2 separate regions of the Homo sapiens genome follow, and region 2 is linked to region 1. A link is a loop called in an ENCODE intact Hi-C map of the cell type or tissue named here. Cell type or tissue: endothelial cell of umbilical vein. All regions are shown on one strand. Each heading gives the region's core, and the rest is flanking DNA. Links, peaks and the distances in the headings are about the cores only. Region 1 holds the start of BORCS7 (BLOC-1 related complex subunit 7). Region 2 overlaps WBP1L (WW domain binding protein 1 like).

Region 1 (2,908 bases), core at 409-2,908:
GGTGAAACCCTATCTCTACTAAAAATACAAAAATTAGCCGGGCCTGGTGGCAAGCACCTGTAATCCCAGCTACTTGGGAGGCTGAGGCAGGAGAATCACTTGAACTCAGGAGGCGGATGTTGCAGTGAGCTGAGATCGAGCCACTGCACTCCAGCCTGGGCAACAAAGCGAGACTCCATCTCAAAAAAAAAATAAAATAAAATAAAATTAAATAAAATGAGACAAGTTATCGCTATGTTGCCCAGGCTGCTGATACTGAACTCCTGGCCTTGAGTGACCCTTCTGCCTCGGCCTCCCAAAGTGCTGGGACTACAGGTGTGTCACCATATGGATAGGTTGGCCTTGAACTCCTGACCTCAAGTGATCCACCTTGGCCTTTCAAAGTGTTGGGATTACAGGCGTGAGCCACCACGCCTGGCCCCTTGTCTCAATTAATCAAAAAAAGGCCTAGGCAACAGAACAAGACTCTGGGGAAAAAAAAATATATATGTATATATATATGTGTATATATATGTATATATATGTATATATGTGTATATATGTGTATATATATGTGTATATATATATATGTGTATATATATATGAATGGAATGATATTCTCATAACCCCTTGGAAACATTATTACTTCTGTTTAACAGATGAGGAATATAAGACAGAAGCTGAGTAATTTGCAGCCACACACTGCTAAATGGTAGCATTGGGACTGTAATCCGGGCCTTCTGATTCTTTTTAATTATTTGTATTAATTTTAATTTTATTTTATTTTTAAAGAGATGGAGTTTCGCTATGTTGCCCAGGGTGGTCTGGAACTCTCAGGCTCAGGTGATCCTCCTGCCTGGGTCTCCCAAAGGGCTGGGATTTCAGGCGTGCGCCGCCATGCCCTGCCGCAGGCTTTCCGATTCTGAACCATAGAGTCAATGAAACTGTCCTCCATCCCCTCCAGAGATGTTTGCCTGGACCCTGTTTTCCTCAGGATATCAATGAATAGTTCATGAGTTTAGTGAGCAAAGGTCAACCTCCATCAGGCGCATGCGTCCCTTCCTTTTCCCATGGAGGAAGAGACGCCTCTTTTCCTTCCGCTTTGCTTGTCTTTTGGCCCCGGCGACTCACCATCGTCAGTGCGCAACCGTTCGCTAACTGAAATGATGGCGACTGGAACGCCAGAGTCTCAAGCGCGGTTCGGTCAGTCCGTGAAGGGGCTTCTCACGGAGAAGGTGACCACCTGTGGTACTGACGTAATCGCGCTCACCAAGCAGGTGCTGAAAGGCTCCCGGAGCTCCGAGGTGAGCTGGAAGTGGACTCTCCCGGCCTGATAGTCCGGGGAGTCGCAGTCTTTCGTTGCTGTGGGAAGGAGGTCGCGTTGCATCTTGGGAATTGTAGGCTGTGAAGTACTTGCTATGAGTAGGTCTTCTTCGCGGAGGCGCGTGTTGCATTCTGGGGTGTGCAGTCTCTTTGGTTAGGGACAGTGTGTGAGGGTTGGGGGAAGAAGCGATGCCATGGGAACCTGTGCTTTAAAACAGCTCTTTGGGAGGCCGAGGCGGGCGGATCACCTGAGGTCGGGAGTTCGAAACTAGCCTGACAATCATGGAGAAACCCCCGTCTCTACTAAAAAATAATAATTAAAAAAATATATAGCCGAGCGTGGTGGCACATGCCTGTAATCCCAGTTACTTGGGAGGCTGAGGCAGGAGAATTGCTTGAACCTGGGAGGCGAATTATATATATAAGTATTATATATTACGTATTATATAATATATATACGTATATATTATATATAATGTGTATGTATATATTACATATATAATATACATATATATTATATATAATATATGTAATATATATTATATATATTTTCAACTAGAGGTGTTTATAGTTAACCACCTGTAAATATTCAACATATTCATCATAATAAACGTACATTTATTTAGCATTTTATATATGCTAGACACTGTTGTCTTTTATGGAGTTTAATTCATGAAGTCTTTAGAATGACTAATTGAAGGAAGTACTTTTCCTTTTTTTTTTTTTTTTTTGAGACGGAGTCTAGCTCTGTCGCCAGGCTGGAGTGTAGTGGTGTGATCTTGGCTCACTGCAACTTCCGCCTCCTGGGTTCAAGTGATTCTCCCGCCTCAGCCTCCTGAGTAGCTGGGATTACAGGCACGCACCACCACACCTGGCTATTTTTGTATTCTTAGTAGAGATGAGGTTTCACCATGTTGGCCAGGCTGGTCTCGAACTCTTGACCTCATGATCTGCCTGCATCAGCCTTCCAAAGTGCTGGGATTACAGGCGTGAGCCACCGCTCCTGGCAGCATTGCTTCTTGAGCAGTCTCCACATAGCTATTTTGTTTGATTAGCTGAGAATTTCATGTGTAAAAAACTCATTCCACAGTATTCATTTAACAAATACTTATTGGGTGTCTGCTATGTGCCAGGAACTGCTCTAGGTACACGGAATAAACAAAACTAAATCCCTCTACTTGGGAAGTTTACATTTTAGTGAAGAGACAGACGATAAACAAGTGAAACAGAAAAAAATCAGGTGGTGGTAAATCCTGTGAAGCAAAATTAATCTGGGAATAGAGAGTGATGAAAGGGTTAATCTTTGTTTGTTTGTTTGTTTTGAGACAGAGGAGGAGTCCCACTAGCTCTGTCACCCAGGCTAAAGTGCAGTGGCCCGATCTCGGGCTCACTGCAACCTCTGCCTCCTGGGTTCAAGCGATTCTCCTGCCTCAGCCTCCTGAGTAGCTGGGATTATAGGCGCCTGCCACCACACCCAGCTAATTTTTGTGTTTTTAGTAGAGATGGGGTTTCACCATGTTGGCCAGGCTGGTCTCAAACTCCTGACCTCAAGTGATCCTTCCCGCTTTGGCCCCCTAAAGTGCTGGGATTACAGGCATGAGCCACC
Region 2 (2,908 bases), core at 171-2,670, 79 kb before region 1:
ATCATGCCCAGCACAGTGCCACTACCATGGAGGCCTTGGATAAGTATCATGAAAGAAAATTGTTGCAGAAAATGAAAGGAAAGATGAAATATACTTGCTTTGAGTCCTGGACAGTGTAATTAATTTGTAGCTGAGGAAGTTATTGAAAAGTAACTTTTTGTAATCCCAGCACTTTAGGAGGCTAAGGTGGGCAGATCACTTGAGCCCAGGAGTTCAAGACCAGCCTGGGCAACATGGCGAAACCCCATCTCTACACAAAAAAACAAAAATTAGCTGCGCATGGTAGCACGTGCCTGTGGTACCAGCTCCTTGGGAGGCTGAGGTGGGAGGATCGCTTGAGCTCGGAAGGCAGAGGTTGCAGTGAGCCAAGATCATCACACCACTGTACTCCAGCCTGGGTAACAGAGTGAGACCCTATCTCAAAAAAAAAAAAAAAAAAAAAAAAGTAACTTTCGATTTATAAAGCTCCTCTGAAGATTGTTCTCCTTGAGTCATTTCTGGAAATCCGAACCCAAACATGGACCTTTTGTGCTGTGCAAGTGTTGTCTTTGGTAGAGGATTCAGGCCGAGGGAGAGCTGCTGTGACCTCCTGTTTCAGGGAGGGTAGCCAGAAGGGATTTGGCTTACACCACCGACTAGGGAAAGTCAGAGCAGGACACCATCCCCAGGGCCCTTGCTTGTGCAAAGCTTGCGTTAGAGAACTCTTGTCTCCCTGAGCTGAACTTAGTGAAGAAAGCACGACAAACCTAAGGCGGTGAACTTTTCTGAACCAAGAGTTGGTTTAAATATAGATGATCTGCCTTTCTGGCAACTTGGAGGCTGCGGTGGGACTTGTTGTACCTTTTATAAGACAAGTGAGGAAAGATGTTGGCACCTGTACTTGCGCAGTTTGTTTATGAAATATAAACTCTCCGGTGGAAGCGAGGGCTCGAAAGGTCAGTGTCCAAGGTAGCGTGTCGTACCTTAGCTGGGGAAAAGGTGCCTCTCCAAGCCCCCGCTGCGAATTGCCTCATTCCCTAGAGAAAGTTGGGACAGCCAGGCTTCATGTCCTATTATTTACTGAGCACCGACTCTGGCAGGGGTGGGGGTGGAAAAGTTTCTGTGAAACTGACAGACACTGGACTTGATTTTCTTTCCCAGGGAGGAGAAACAATACTCTAGGAGCTACAAAGTCAGTCCTTATTCAGAGCAGTGTTCCTGTTTTCAGCTTTAGAGACTTGATTTATGTACCCCCCAGCCTGCTTAGAGCCAAGGGGTTGCAGCAGCCTGCTCCCATCTGCAGCCCCCACCATCCTCCCACAGTGGGCTCTGGCTCTAGGTGGGTCCAGGGCTGGGCATCGCGGGTCTGCAGCACATCCTCCTCAGTATTCCAGTGCAGCTGTCTGAAGTTTTTTCTGCTGCGCCTGAACTGATGTCATTTCCCCCTTGGCAGACAGCTTCGGCTTTGCTGCGTCTGAGATATGTCACGAGAAGGTGGGGGTGGGCCAGAGCCAGGCAGGGGGAGTAGCGAGGAGAGCAGGAGACAGTGTGCCTGCTCGGTCCCAGGACTCTGTTTACTTTGTCTGCTTTGCTAAAGAAGGCCGGTGAACCAGGACCACCGCACACACAGGCCCACCAGGGGCAATGCTCATTCCAAGACCTTAACTTTTAAGAGCCCTTTGTTCCAACGTTAGTGTGGACGATGCTCTTGCAGGATGCCTTTCCTTTTGGGTCTTAGACAGGTAATTGTTTCTGCACGGATCGGGTTTGGAAGGGAAGAAGGGGTGGGAGCTTGTTTATTGTACTACTGCTTTGGGTGGAGGGAATATTTTAGCAAATGCCTCTCAGTTAGACCAGGCCAGCTCCCACACAGAACTTTCCAGTCTCCCTTCTTGTTTGCTAGTTGCTCCTTACTTTCAGAGCCACCGTGTTCTTAACCCTCTACGTCCCCGAGGTTTCTCTAGGGCTGACCAGTTCTGATTTTCCATCAGACACTGTAAAACTGCTTTGGAAACTTCACGGAGAAACAGCTGAAGAATGGGGCTGGGGAAGGGGAGAGGCAGAGTGCGATTCTTGCTCCAAACCCCTTTTATTCCTTCTCCATTTTGATTTGGCTAGTTAGTGGAGATTTCCTCACAGTCCTCTGGTTCTGAAGGGACTCTGTGTTGGGGGTGGGGTGAGGGCTCCGTTCTTCTTTTAAAGGAAAGGCTTTCTTCCTTTCAAGCATGTGCCTGGGGCTGTGCAGCTGAGGGACGTTCCCGACGCCTCAGGGGAAGGGGTGTGGAATTGACCCCATTTTGGCCTTACTGACCAGTTTTTCAAAAAGACCCCTGTGGCAGAGACTTGATTGCTCGGTGAGCCGCCCTTTGAAGTGGGAGCACTGCATTCATTCCAGCCGGTAAAGCAGTGTGGAATGAGAGAACAGTAGCAAGCCACCAACTGCTGTCTGCTGAGAACACAGCTGTTGCCAACTATTTGTTCCAGGGCTTCTGAGAGTCAGACACCCCCACCCCCTCTTCGTCTGAGAGGCATGTCTGTATCGGAATGTGTAACTGTAACCAGCAGCTGCTGGCCATAAGGGGTGGGGAGGGAGCACACACCCTCTGCTGCCTGTTCCTGGGTGAGGAAAAGCCACAGATGAGCTCACAGCAGAAGCCCTAGAGGGGAGCTGCTAGGGACCACTGGTTGCCCTCACTCTGAGAAAAGTGCTAGGTGGACAACTCTCCCTTGAGTTGCCTACAGTTCTGTTCAAAGGAAGCTCCTCTGAAAAGCCCCAAACATTCCATTACAGCTCTTGTTATCTTCAGAGTGTTGCGTTGACACAGCTGATGGGCAGAGAGGTGACCACTCTGAACATCCCTTCTGCCCCCACAAGAAAGGCTGTCCTTTTTTTTTTTTTTTTTTTTTTTTTTGAGATGGAGTCTCACTC

Evidence for each region. Hi-C counts contacts between places; a loop is a spot of excess contacts. Peaks named below come from ENCODE experiments on the same cell type or tissue, not always from the same donor. Only the 100,000 strongest peaks of a DNase experiment are listed, where the experiment ranks them.
Region 2: a loop joins it to region 1, with 4 times the contacts of the local background. A loop is called at or near these places in 1 of 110 quality-filtered maps.

Annotation. Positions count from the first base shown.
Region 1 is chr10:102,853,145-102,856,052 of GRCh38, forward strand. BORCS7 (BLOC-1 related complex subunit 7) reads left to right here and starts at 1,115. Exons shown (of 5, transcript NM_001136200.2): 1 at 1,115-1,283. The coding sequence starts at 1,143. It overlaps BORCS7-ASMT (BORCS7-ASMT readthrough (NMD candidate)), which reads left to right and starts at 1,066. Exons shown (of 15, transcript NR_037644.1): 1 at 1,066-1,283. RefSeq lists enhancers at 635-1,148, 1,131-1,190, 1,149-1,661, 1,261-1,450, 2,458-2,908. In endothelial cell of umbilical vein, for the core only: no CTCF peak of the experiment used is centred there; DNase peaks (open chromatin) are centred at 1,137 and 1,367; H3K4me3 peaks cover 959 bases; H3K27ac peaks cover 837 bases.
Region 2 is chr10:102,774,697-102,777,604 of GRCh38, forward strand. The region is part of intron 1 of WBP1L (WW domain binding protein 1 like); the gene reads left to right. Among named protein-coding and RNA genes, the nearest start is that of WBP1L, 32 kb to the left of the region's middle. RefSeq lists enhancers at 380-911, 1,444-1,975, 1,976-2,507. In endothelial cell of umbilical vein, for the core only: no CTCF peak of the experiment used is centred there; DNase peaks (open chromatin) are centred at 1,415 and 2,485; H3K4me3 peaks cover 1,402 bases; H3K27ac peaks cover 2,500 bases.